Linked DNA regions of Homo sapiens: region 1 is linked to region 2. A link is a contact called in ENCODE Hi-C data. All regions are on one chromosome and are shown on one strand. The core of a region is the stretch at or near the end of the contact, and the rest is flanking DNA. Distances in the headings are between cores, read along the strand shown.

Region 1 (6,685 bases), core at 1,276-3,775, 370 kb before region 2:
AAAAAAAAAAAAAAATTAGGCTGGGCGTGGTGGCTCACGCCTGTAATTCCAACACTTTGGGAAGCTGAGGCAGGCAGATCACTTGAGGTCAGGAGTTCGAGAGCAGCCTGGCCAACGTGGTGAAAACCCGTCTCTACTAAAAATACAAAAAAAAAGCTGGGCGTGGTGGTGAGCACCTGTAGTCCCAGCTACCCGGGAGGCTGAGGCACGAGAATCGTTTGAACCAGGAGGTGGAGGTTGCAGTGAGCCAAGATTGTGCCACTGCACTACAGCCTGGGTGACAGAAGAAGACTCTGTTCCAAAAAAAAAAACAAAAAACAAAAATTAGCAGGCATGATGGCAGGCACCTGTAGTCCCAGCTATCTGGGAGGCTGAGGTGGGAGAATCACTTGAACCCAGGAGGTGGAGGTTGTAGGGAGCTGAGATCACACCACTGCACTCCAGTCTGGGCCACAGAGTGAGACCTGTCCCCCAAAAACAGAAAACAAAAATTAGCTCAGCATAGTGGCTCATGCCTGTAATCCCAGGTACTCCAGAGACTGAGGTTGATCACTTGAGCCTGGGAGGTCGAGGCTGCAATGAGCCGTGATTACACCACTGCACTCCAGCCTGGGCAACAGAGTGAGACCCTGTCGTTAAATACATATTTATGTGTCTAAATAAACACAAGTACCCTGGAATCTTGCCATTTCCATCAAATCTGAACTTTGGCTGTGTAGGGGTGAAGAGAAAGCTTCCTTATTGCCCTCTGAAGTTTCACTAAAAATTACTGAGAAAAGGCAGATTAATAAGAGAAAAGGAATACGAATGTATTTGATCATAGTGTTACCTGACAAGCCTTCAGAATGAAGATCCAGAGATACAGGGGAAACTGTGTTTTTGTTTTGTTTTGTTTTGAGACGGAGTCTGGCTCTGTTCCCTGGGCTGGAGTGTAGGGGCGATCTTGGCTCACAGCAGCCTCAGCTTCCCAAGCAGCTGGGATTACAGGTGCCCGCCACCATGCCTGATTAATGAAAAGTGTCTTATGCTTAGGTTCAGCAAAGTTTGAACACCCAGGTAGAAATTTGATTGGACAAAAAGGGTTTGTCGTGGTTCATACTTGTAATCCTGACACTTTGGGAGGCTGAGGCGGGTGGATCACTTGAGGCCAGGAGTTTGAGACCAGCCTGAGCAACATGGAAAAACCCCATCTCTACTAAAAATACAAAAATTAGCTGGGCATGGTGCATCTGTAATCCCAGCTACTTGGTTGGCTGAGAATCGCTTGAACCTGGGAGGCCAAGGTTGCAGCGAGTTGAGATCTTGCCACTGCACTCCAGTGTTGCCTGGACAACAGAGCAAGACAAAAAAAAAAAAAAAAAAAAAAAGCCGGGGGGGTCGTCTAATACTAATAGGCTGAGTGGGGAAACCCAGCAAGGCCTATCTGTCTAGATTCTTCTTGGAGTCTCAGGAATGCATGCTCAGAGAGGCCAAGAAGAATCTAGATAGATAGGCCTTGTGTGGGGCAGAAACTTCTTTGAAACGGGGGTCTTATGACCTACAGTCAATAGGGTAGATCAGATAATTTCTTCTTTTTTTGAGACAGCACTTTGGGAGACCAAGACGGGAGGACGGCTTGAGCCCAGGAGTTGGGGATCAGCCTGGGCTCAGCACAGTGAGATCTCATTTCTACAGGAAAAAAAAATATAATTATGTGTGTGTGTGTGTGTGTGTGTGTGTGTATATATACATACAATCTTTTTTTTTTTTTTGAGACGGAGCTTTACTCTGTCACCCCGGCTGGAGTGCAGTGGCATGATCTCAGCTCACTGCAACCTCTGCGTCCTGGGTTTAAGCAATTCTCCTGCCCCAGCCTCCCGAGTAGCTGGGACTATAGGCGCCCGCCACCACGCCCGGCTATTTTTTGTATTTTTAGTAGAGACAGTTTCACCATGTTGGCTAGGCTGGTCTCGAACTCATGACCTCAGGTGATCCACCCGCCTCGGCCTCCCAAAGTGCTGGGATTACAGGCGTGAGCCACCGCGCCCGGCCAGAAAAATATTTTTAAATTAGAAGGGCCTGGTGAATGACACTGCTACTCAGGAGGCCGAGGCAGGAGGATCGCTTGAACCTGGGAGGTCGAGGCTACAGTGAGCTGTGATCGCACCACTGCACTCCAGCCTGGGCGACAGACCAAGATCTTGTCTCAAAAAAAAAAAAAAATTGTTATGGAGTATATTTTCCAAGGCAGAGTGGATGAAGTTAGAAGCACCGAATAAATACAGGACTCTGAGATCCGTATAACCTGGGCGCCCCGTGGAACCCAGGAGCCTCACAGGGGCACACAAGCGCACCCAGAGCGCGCCGTCCTGCTCCCAAGGGGCGCCGACTGCGCGCGCAGCCCGCGGACCGCGAAACTGCTGCTTAACGGTCGGCCCCGCCCAGTTGGCCGCGCAAGTTCTCAAAGAGGGCGGGGCCGGGAGCACGCGTCACAACACACTCGTCCGCGGGAGCGCAGCTGGCCAGGGGCGGGGTCGGCGCATGCGCAGAGGGTGCGAGCTTGAAGGCGGGAAAATACGGAATGGAGCGACAGGGAGTACGCGGCGCTTGTTTCCTTCTCGCGCGTGGGGCGGGCGGACAGATAGGCAGGGAACGGCTGCGATCCCAGCCATCTCCAGCGGACCCGAGCCCGGCCGCTTGTCCTTTGCCATTGGGGCTCCCTCTCATCAGGCCTGGCCTCAAATTTCCTGACTGACTGAACCCGGCCCTGACTGACGCACTGACGGGTCTGATTTCCACACATGGCGCGTGGCCGGAACGGAGTAGAGAAAGGCACAAACACCCACGCACCGCACCCGTTTCTTTCATTTCTTTTTTTTTTTTTTTTTGAGACGAAGTATCACTCTGTCGCCCAGTCTGGAGTGCAGTGGCGTGATCTCGGCTCACTGCAACCTCTGCCTCCCGGGTTCAAGTGATTCTCCTTCCTCAGCCTCCCGAGTAGCTGGGATTACAGGCACGCACCACCACGTCAGCTAATTTTTGTATTTTTAGTAGAGACGGGGTTTCACCATATTGCTCAGGCTGTTCTCGCACTCCTGACCTCGTGATCCGCCCGCCTCCGCCTCCCAAAGTGCTGGGATTACAGGCGTGAGCCACCGCGCCCGGCCTCATCTCTTTTCTCCTACCTCTTCTCCTTTCTCGAAGGACTCCAGCCAACACACATACCAGTTAGGAGCCCAGGTCCTCCAGTTACATTCCCACAGCCCTGCCCTCACCCGGCCCCTCTAGGTCTGGTGTCCTGGTGTCCCCTAGGGACAGAGTGTCCTTTCACCCCATGCCCCTGCCCTCATGGCACCTGCCCCAGCCCTGCCCGTCTTTCCTGCGGGTCCCCACCGTCCCGCAGCAGCACATCGAGGTGACCAGGGTTGAAGGGTCGGCAGGAGGGCGATCTGTTCACTCCTCATCCTCCCTCCTTGGCCTCCGTCCTGACTGTGCTTGCAGGTGGACGTGCCCCATGTGAAATGCAAAGACCAGGAACCGCAGCCCTTGGGGGAGAGCAAGGAGCATCCGCGGTGGGAAGAGAACTGCGAGGAGGAAGCTGGTGGAGGGCCAGCTAGGTGAGGAAGATCCCAGCCCTATGGGTCTACACAGGCCCCTGGGTCCCTCTCATTCACCCTTTTCTTCCACAAGGCTATGCCAGTGTCTGCTGCTTTTTTTTTCCCTCCTAACACAGCGTCTTGCTTTGTCACCACGCAGTGGCATGATCACGGCTCACTGCAACCTCCACCTCCCAGACTCAAGTGATCCTCCCACCTCAGCCTCCGAAATGGCTGGGACTAGAGGCGGGCCAGAATGTCGGGCCAATTTATTAAAAAATATTGGCCAGGTGCAGTGGTTCACACCTGTAATCCCAACACTTTGGGAGGCCAAGGCGGGTGGATCACCTAAGGTCGGGAGTTTGAGACCAGCCTGACAAACATGGAGAAACCCCGTCTCTACTAAAAATACAAAATTAGCTGGGCATAGTGGCACATGCCTGTAATCCCAGCTACTCAGGAGGCTGAGGCAGGAGAATCGCTTGAACCCAGGAGGTGGAGGTTGCAGTGAGCTGAGATGGCGCCATTGCACTCCAGCCTGGGCAAAAAGACCGAAACGCTGTCTCAAAAAAAAAAAAAAAAAGCCAGGAATGGTGGCTTATGCCTGTAATCCTAGCACTTTGGGAGGCCGAGGGGGGTGGATCAAAAGGTCAAGAGATGGAGACCATCCTGGCTAACATGATGAAACCCCGTCTCTACTAAAAATACAGAAGTTAGCTGGGTGTTGTGGTGCACGCCTGTAGTCCCAGCTACTCGGGAGGCTAAGGCAGGAGAATCGCTTGAACCCCAGAGGCAGAGGTTGTAGTGAGCCGAGATCATGCCACTGCATGCCAGCCTGGTGACAGAGTGAGACTCCGTCTCAAAAAAAAGAAAAAAGAAAAATTTAGTAGGCCGGGCACGGTGGCTTACGCCTGTAATCCCAGCACTTTGGGAGGCCAAGGCAGGCAGATCATGAGGTCAGGAGTTTGAGACTAGCCTGGCCAATATGGTGAAACCCTGTGTCTACAAAAATTAGCCAGGCATGGTGACAGACACTTGTAATCCCAGCTACTCAGAAGGCTGAGGCAGGAGAATTGCTTTAACCTGGGAGGCAGAGATTGCAGTAAGCCAAGATTGTGCCATTGCATTCCAGCCTTGGTGACAGAGCAAGACTCTGTCTCAAAAAAAAAAAAAAAAAGTATATATATAGTAGAGGCTGGGCGCAGTGGCTCACGCCTGTAATCCCAGCACTTTGGGAGGCTGGCGCTGGCAGATAACTTGAGGTCAGGATTTCGAGACCAGCCTGGCCCACATGGTGAAACTCCGTCTCTACTAAAAACACAAAAATCAGCCAGGCGTGGTGGTGCATGCATGTAGTCCTGGCTATTCAGGAGGCCAAGGCAGGAGGATCCCTTGAGCCCAGGAGTTTGAGACCAGCCTGGGCAACAGAGGGAGACATATCTCTCTGAAAAAAAAGAAAGAAAGAAAGAAAGAAATGAGCGTGGTGTGGTGCGGTTGCACACACCTGTGGCCCTAGCTACTTGGAAGGCTGAGGTGGGAGGACCACTTGAGCCTGGGAGGTCGAGGCTGCAGTGAGACGTGATTGCTTCACTGCACTGGAAGAGCAAGACCCTGTCTCAAAAATAAATAAGTGAATAATGTGATTTCAACTGGTGGCAAGTAAGTGGAATGAAGAAACAAAATATAGTAAGGAGCAAGTAGAGTGACAGGGACCTTAGAGCAGTTGGAGAACTCTGAAGAGGTCACATGAGAAGAGGCCAGCCAGGAGGCATTCTGGGCCCAAACCTTCCACGCAGAGGGGGCCGCAAGTATGAAGTCCCTCAGGTAGGAATAAGCTTGATGTGTTCTCAAAAGAGCAAGAAGGAGGCTCATGTTGGCCGGGCGCAGTGGCTCAACCTGTAATCCTAGGACTTTGGGAGGCCGAGGCAGGCGGATCACGAGGTCAGGAGTTCGAGACCAGCCTGGCCAACATAGTGAAACCCTGTTTCTACTAAAAATACAAAAAATTAGCCAGGCGTGGTGGCGCATGCCTTTAATCCCAGCTACTCCGGAGCCTGAGGCAGGAGAATTGCTTGAACCTGGGAGGCAGAGGTTGCAGTGAGCCAAGATAGCACCATTGCACTCCATCCTGGGTGACAGAGTGAGACCCTGTCTCGAGGAAAAAAAAAAAAAAAAAGGCTGATATGGCAGTATTGTGATTGGCAGCAGGGACACTCCTGTCCTCCAGACAGACATGCTCATACCCTCCTGCTGTTTGCATCTGACCAAACACCAACAGGGAAGAGATCATGGTGCTGGGAGACCTTTCCCCTGTGGGCAGCCAGCCTGGAATGGGGAGCCAGGGAAGGTGTCCTTGTAGAAGAGATGTTGAAGCAGAAAGTGTGGGCAGGGTGGGGAAGGAGGGGTTGAGAGAAGAGCTCGTGCGAAGTCCCTGCTCGTGGCATTCGGGGGAGCTAAAGGAAGGCCAGTGTGGCTAGGCGAGCGAGTGGGGTACAGGGGTGAGTGCAAGGGGAGGGCTGCAGAAGGGGCCAGGTTATGAGGCATTTTGTGGGCTACAGACTTTATCCTAGAGGTTTTTTCAGTAACAGCTTTGAGATATAATTCCCATAGCATACGGTTCACCTTTTTTTTTTTTTTTTTTGAGATGGAGTCTCGCTCTGTTGCCCAGGCTGGAGTGAGGGGGCATGATCTTGGCTCACTGCAACCTCCCCCTCCCAGATTCAAGCAATTCTCCTGCCTTAGCCTCCCGAGTAGCTGGGACTACAAGCATGTGCCACCAGGCCTGGCTTTTTTTTTATATATTTTTGGTAGAGACGGGGTTTCACCGTGTTAGCCAGGATGGTCTCAATCTCCTGACCTCATGATCCGCCCGCCTCGGCCTCCCAAAGTGCTGAGATTATAGGCGTGAGCCACCGCGCCCGGCTCACCTCCTTGAAGGGTATGATTTGATTGCTTTTGGTATATTCAGAGCTGGACAACCATTCTCATAGTCAACTTTAAAACAGCTTCATCACTCCAGGCCAGATACAGTGGCCTCCCAAAATGCTGGGATTACAGGCGTGAGCCACTGCATCTGGACTTCATCTTTTCAATGGCTGAATAATATTCCA
Region 2 (6,548 bases), core at 1,218-3,717:
GTCTTGAATTCCTGGGCTCGAGCAATCCTCCCTCCGCAGCCTCCCAAAGTGCTGGGATTACAGGCGTGAACCACTGCATCCAACCCCTGTCCAGATAATTTTTGGCTTCTGTGTAGCATTCCTTTCCCCAGCGTACAGGACAGGACACTCTTTGGAGTGAGAGTCTTATGACCCACGATCACATTAGAGTTCTGCAGTGGACAGGTGAATGGGGGGCAGGAGAAGGTCAGAGAGAGAGAGTTTCTGTTTACTGTAACAAGGACTATGGGAGTTATGAGTCAGGAAGCATGGATGGAAACCAATGTATAAATCATAATAGCATAGCTGATATCTTTGTTTTCTCAAAGGAATCATTACTTGCCAGTTTTAAAATCCATATAAAGTATTTTAGAATTTTTTGTCTTCCAGCTTATACATAACCACAGAAGGAAAGCAGGAACTCTGCTAGTTTCTTAAAAACAAACAAACAGCAAAGGGGATTGAAGGTCTTTTTTCTTACCTAAGTGGATCAGTGTTGGTGAGAAGCAAGTGAATAAACTGCAGTGGGCAGGAGAGCCTGAGACCAGTCTGGAGCCTGCAAAGAGAGGGAAAGGGTGCTTCTTGGGCAGCCTGCCCGCCCTTGCAGGTGGCCTCCAGCTGCTCAGGAGTGCAGATTCTTTTTTTAATTTTAATTTTATTTTTTACTTTTATTATTTTTTTGAGGCAGAGTCTCACTGTTTTGGCACCCAGGCTGGAGTGCAGTGGCGCAGTCTGGGCTTACTGCAACCTCTGCCTCCCGGGTTCAAGCGGTTCTCCTGCCTCAGCCTCCCGAGTGGCTGGGATTACAGGCACGCGCCACCACGCCCGGCTAATTTTTGTATTTTTACTATAGACGAGGTTTCACCATTTGGCCAGGCTGGTCTCGAACTCCTGACCTCAGGTGATCCGCCCGCCTGGGCCTCTCAAAGTGCTGGCGTGAGCCACCGCGCCTGGCCAGGAATGTGGATTCTGAGAAGCTGCAGAGCTGTGAAAAGCAGGAGACCCATGTGCAGATGTGGTTGGGTTGGGGGTGGAGGGTTCTGTCTTTTCTGAGGTTGTACCTTTGGCGCCTGGGGCCATTTCCTGGACAGTGTTTTGGTTTTAGCATTCATGGGGTCGCTGAGTCAGGCTGTAATTTGTATACATGAAGAAAATCTGTGAGGGTCAGACTCAGTGAAAAACTTGTTTGCATTGTCCCCTGGAGAAAAGGTTTGGGAACATGACAATTTATTTAGGTCACGACTTTACATTGACTCCGGGTGAGAGTTTCCTGCTGGTACAAATGAAGGTTTTGAAGGAAAGAGTGTTTCCACACTGTGAGGAGAGGACTGGAGGGCACCTTGAGCTCCCAAAGTTGAATTCTTAAGTGTCCCTGTCTCATCACCAGGTTCTGATCCACACTGGGGTTCCATTTCAGCAGTTAGAGTCTGGGTCCCAAGCTTGGGATTATTTTATTTTATATTTCATTTCTTCATTTCATTATTTCATTTCATTTCATATTTCATTTTTTAGTCTCGCTCTGTCGCCCAGGCTGGAGTGCAATGGCGCTATCTCGGCTCACTGCAACTTCCCCCTCCCAGGTTCAAGCGATTCTCGTACCTCAGCTTCCCGAGTTGCTGGGATTACAGGCACCTGCCACCACGCCTGGCTAATTTTTGTATTTTTAGTAGAGATGGGGTTTCACCATGTTGGTTAGGCTGGTCTTGAACTCCTGACCTTAAGCAATTTTCTCACCTTGGCCTTCCAAAGTTCTGGGATTACAGGCGTGAGCCACCGCGCCCGGCGCTTGGGAATATTTTTAACGTTATGATTGTGGGTTTTCCTTGTGAACTGCGGGTGAAGCAGGCTGCTTGTCTGAGCTAGTTCAAATGTTTGCTTACTTCTCTTGGTTTCTTTATAGATGATCGCTGTCATAAAAACTCCAGTTTTTCCTATACATTTAATACTTTTATTTCTTTGTCCGTTTTAATTTTCTTGCCTGAAAGAAGCAAGCCCTCCTCCCTCCTGTTACACTGTGGTCTGGCCTGGCCTGGGCGCGCCTCCTACTCCGAGGCCAGGGGATGGCTCCACTGGACGCCGAGTCTGTCATTCCCTGTGCACACTTGTGACTCTGTGTCCGGGAGGAAAAGGCAGGAAGGGCACCCTGAGTGCAGAAACACGCCAGTGTCACCTCTGCAGAGCCTGAAACACTTTCTGCTTAAATGCAAATATCCTCCCCGGCACAGAAGGTTACAGAAGGAGGAAGCCCGGCCCGCGAAGGGCAGTGGCCAAGACCCTGTCAATCTGTCTTTACTCAGCCACATACCGCATTGCTTCTCCTGTCACTCAGTACCAAGGGGGCAGGACTTGAATCATCACCCAATCAGGGGCACTGGGGCGGGAACCTGCAAACCATCCAATCAGGAACTCTGCAAGGGGGACAGGGGCAATGTTCAACAACTCCGCGGGGTCTTCCTGTTTCGTGTCCGCTGCGTTTGGGTTCCGGTCTCCGCTTCTCCAGTGGCCCCGGTGGCTCCACCGCAGCGTCTGGCGCGCTGGGACCTGCACAGGCCGGAGAGAGCCGTAGGCAGGACCCCGGGACACCCTGGAAGCCAGGAAATGGTGCGTGTGCGGGGCCGGGCGCCTGGAGACTGGGGGAGGGGCTTGTGGGAACCGGCCGGAACCGGCTGTGGAAGCACCCTGGCCTCCCTGCAGCGACTCCAGGGTCTGGGACCCGAGTTCCCTGGCGCAGCTCGGCCCTCTGTCCCCTCGGCCGCAGGGTGGGTTGGGCCGTAGCCAGTACCCCAGGCGTCCTGTCCCGTCCCTGCGCGGCGACTGCGGCCTCGGCCTCGGAGCCCTGTCTGGGCAGCTCCGCGCCCGCAGCCCCGCCTCTCTCCAGATTGTTTGTACTGGGACACGGGAGGGTCATAAGGCGGAATCCCGTCTCGGGTGTGCGGTTCGTGCATGGGAAGAGCTGTGGGCTGTGGCCTTCCCAGTACATCGTCTTTTTTTCCGGGGGACTGGTCTTCCTCCGAGTCTTCCAAACGTACTGGAAAAAGAATCTCAAACCTACGACTCCCGTTTTTTTTAGCCTAGCTTTTTCTGGGGCTGGAAATAAATGCCTAAATTTCCGGTTCCTTCCCCGCATTCCCAAAGGTGACCTCCCCTCGCCAAATCAACATTATCAGCTGTTTTTTGTTTGACATTTAAGACACAGTATTTTAGTTGTTTATAGTTTCTTTCACCATACTCTTTTGAAAGGATTTGTTTTCTGTTTGTTGTTTTTTTTTTCTTTTCAGACAGAGTTTCGCTCTGTCGCCCAGGCTGGAGTGCAGTGGGAAGATCTCAGCTCACTGCAACCTTCGCCTTCCGGGTTCAAGCAATTCTCCTGCCTCAGCCTCCTGAGTAACTGGGATTACAGGCATGCGCCGCCACGACCGGCTACTTTTTGTATTTTTGGTAGAAACTGGGTTTCTCCATGTTGGCCAGGTTGGTCTCAAACTCCAGACCTCAGGTGATCCGCTCACCTCCGCCTCCCAAAATGCTGGTATTACAGACGTGAGCCACCGCGCCCGGCCTCTTGTTTGTGTACTTGTAACCTGAGAGGGAAACGGAGAATAAGAACCTGACACTCTACGGTAAAATTTTTTTTTTTTTTTGAGACAGAGTTTCGCTCTTATTGCCCAGGCTGGAGTGCAATGGCGCGATCTCAGCTCACTGCAACCTCCACCTCCTGGGTTCAAGCGATTCTCCTGCCTCAGCCTCCCGTGTAACTGGGATTACAGGCATGCGCCACCATGCCCGGCTAATTTTGTATTTTTAGTAGAGACAGGGTTTCTCCATGTTGGCCAGGCTGGTCTCGAACTCCCGACCTCAGGTGATCCGCCTGCCTCGGCCTCCCAAAGTGCTGGGATTACAGGCGTGAGCCACCGCGCCCGGCCGTGGTAAAAAAATTTTTGTGCTTCCCCTCCTTTTATCTTTCCTAAGCCCCGACGCCTAATCAGAATGTCTTTGGGTGGAGTTTCCCCTTTGGAAACTTTACAAGGTGATGTGGCCCTCTATCTTTTCCTGGTCCTGATTTTCAGAACTGCCTGGGCCTGACCCAGGATACCCACAGCTGCCACTTCTCTTGGAGGATCTAGTGATTATCAACCCCTGGGTCACTCCTCCCAGAGGACAGCTTAAGGTGTAGGGGTGGGGCCTCTCACGGGAGCAGCTGTATGCCCTGAGGTGGGAGGAGTCTCCCGGTATCCCCTTCCTCTGAAAAGTTTACCCTTTGGGACGCTCAGCTTTTCTTCCTCAACCCCAGTTTCCGTTCCTTAGGGACACATTGATGGTTACCCAATCTTAGGCTGTTACTGAGAGGAAAAGACACAAATGATTCCTGACCTCTGGATTGTTTTTAGTCTAGTGAAGGGAGGAAAACTATCTCAAAGGAGAAGGAAAACCTGCCCCATTGAAATGGTGCGAGAACCTGAAAGTTAAAATGCGCTTGGGGCAGAGTGAGCAGGGCACAATTCACTGTCTTCAGGGAGGTTGGTCACTGAGCACTCAGTGAGCCAGGGTGGGGCTGGGAGATGTCCTAGGGGATAGGGTGACCTCACCTGACATTGGAATCAGATAAATGTCTGTATTCCAGGTCAGCATTGCCTCTCCCTGGGTTTGTAAACCCTTGAAAAGGTTTATTTGCTTATTTGATCCTGTTTTTCATTAAATGTAGAATGTATTTTATCAGTAGTGCTTGAAAGACAAGATAAAGTGTTTGCAAAGGGAGGGTCACAAAGGGGAGAAAGAGGCAGAAAGTAGATTTGAGGGAAAACAATTATCTAGTCTTACATTCAATTTGTTAAAAAATCTTATTTGTGTAGTTTCCTCTCCGCAACATGTATGGTAGGTTTCTCAGGTCTATTTTCTTCTTTTGGGTGATTTCAGATCAATCCCAGAACTTAGCCTTGAGAATGCTACTGCGGATAAGAATCTCAGATAAGTAGGGAAATTCAGTCTTCCATTATGGCTACAGAGAAACGAATACATTTCCACATTAATTGGTGAAATACAGAGATTCTCTAAAATATCTTCTCCTTTGCAGGGTAGAGATTTTGTCGTAATGGATAACTGTTCTGTATCCTTTCATCTGGACTTTGGTGATTAATGCTAAATCCTATCAGATGGGACTTTGAAATATTAAATATTAGTGAATTAAATATTAGTAAAGAAGTTGTCATGGAAGTAACAATAATGTGAGGTCTCTATTGTCTGAAAGGGATAGATAAATGTGCTTTTCATGTTTAAGCTATAGAATACAAATGTCTTGCCAGCCGCGATGGCTGACGCCTGTTATCCCAGCACCAAGGCAGGTGGATCACGAGGTCAGGAGATCGCGACCATCCTGGCTAACATGGTGAAACCCCGTCTCTACTAAAAAATACAAAAAATTGGCCGGGCACGGTGGCTCACGCCTTTAATCCCAGCACTTTGGGAGGCCAAGGTGTGCGGATCACAAGGTCAGGAGATGGAAACCATCCTGGCTAACACAGTGAAACCCGGTCTCTACTAAAAATACAAAAATTAGCCGGGTGTGGCGGTGTGTGCCTGTAGTCCCAGCTGCTGGGTGGCTGAGGCAGGAGAATGACGTGAACCCGGGAGGCGGAGGTTGCAGTGAGCCGGGATCGTGCCACTGGACTCCAGCCTGGGCGACAGAGCTAGACTCCGTCTCAAAAAAAAAAAAAAAAAGAATACAAATGTCTTACAGTTTCCTTTCCTCCTATATACATAAATGGTAAGTTTGAGTGATTTTGCTGGATTCTTCAAACACAGGATATTTTCTTACTTAAAAATAAGTGAAACTGGGCGTGGTGGCTCATGCCTGTAATCCCAGCCCTTTGGGAGGCTGAGGTGGGTGGATCACCTGAGGTGAGTTTGAGACCAGCCTGACCAACATGGAGAAACCCTGTTTCTACTAAAAATACAAAATTAGCCGGGCATGGTGGCGCATGCCTGTAATCCCAGCTACTCGGGAGGCTGAGGCAGGAGAATTGCTTGAACCCAGCAGGCGGAAGTTGCGGTGAGCCGAGATCGTGCCACTGCACTCCAGCCTGAGCAACAAGAGTGAAACTCAGTCTCAAAAAAAAAAAAAAAAAGTAAGTGAATATAGTCTTGTCTAAGGAAGCAGAGGTCTGAGGCCAAGTGTGCCTCAGAGTGACTCCCAACTAAGAGCCTGCAAAGGGAGGTCATTGAAGTCCCAGTTGGTTCTTCCTGGGTAGAACTTGGCAGGCATCCCAGCCTTATCACTCCAACCAGGGGAGGGGTCCTTTATACTGAGAGAAGCTACAGACCACTGGGAAGCTGGGGATGCACACATAGGCATAGTTGGGAGGGTGATACCCTGTCTGAGGTTGTAATAGTTAATTGTTCAGATAATAACAGTAAACCATGGGCTCCCATGATTTGAGAGAGTTGTTTCTAGACATCCTCAAATACAAGAAATCCGGAGTTAGGTAAGAAGTGACTTTATGTGAAAGGAGTATAACGAAAAGGTGAAAGCAGTAGAT

The links. Hi-C counts contacts between places; a loop is a spot of excess contacts on that map. Pooled maps may share reads with other maps.
Region 1: a pooled map shows a loop between it and region 2 (6-fold over the local background). The contact joins the promoter of SYCE2 here to the promoter of ZNF564 in region 2. A Hi-C loop is called at or near these places in 4 of 50 pooled maps.

Annotation. Positions count from the first base shown.
Region 1 is chr19:12,915,133-12,921,817 of GRCh38, reverse strand. SYCE2 (synaptonemal complex central element protein 2) reads left to right here and starts at 2,525. Exons shown (of 6, transcript NM_001105578.2): 1 at 2,525-2,575; 2 at 3,481-3,596. The coding sequence starts at 2,561. It overlaps MIR5695 (microRNA 5695), which reads right to left and starts at 1,498; the gene lies at 1,414-1,498. RefSeq lists an enhancer at 2,706-2,845.
Region 2 is chr19:12,547,401-12,553,948 of GRCh38, reverse strand. ZNF564 (zinc finger protein 564) reads left to right here and starts at 2,467. Exons shown (of 4, transcript NM_144976.4): 1 at 2,467-2,619. The coding sequence starts at 2,617. LINC02926 (long intergenic non-protein coding RNA 2926) reads right to left here and starts at 2,223. Exons shown (of 2, transcript NR_187485.1): 1 at 1,080-2,223; 2 at 305-574. RefSeq lists enhancers at 415-914, 915-1,416, 2,200-2,494, 2,560-2,669, 3,328-3,830 and a silencer at 2,900-2,979.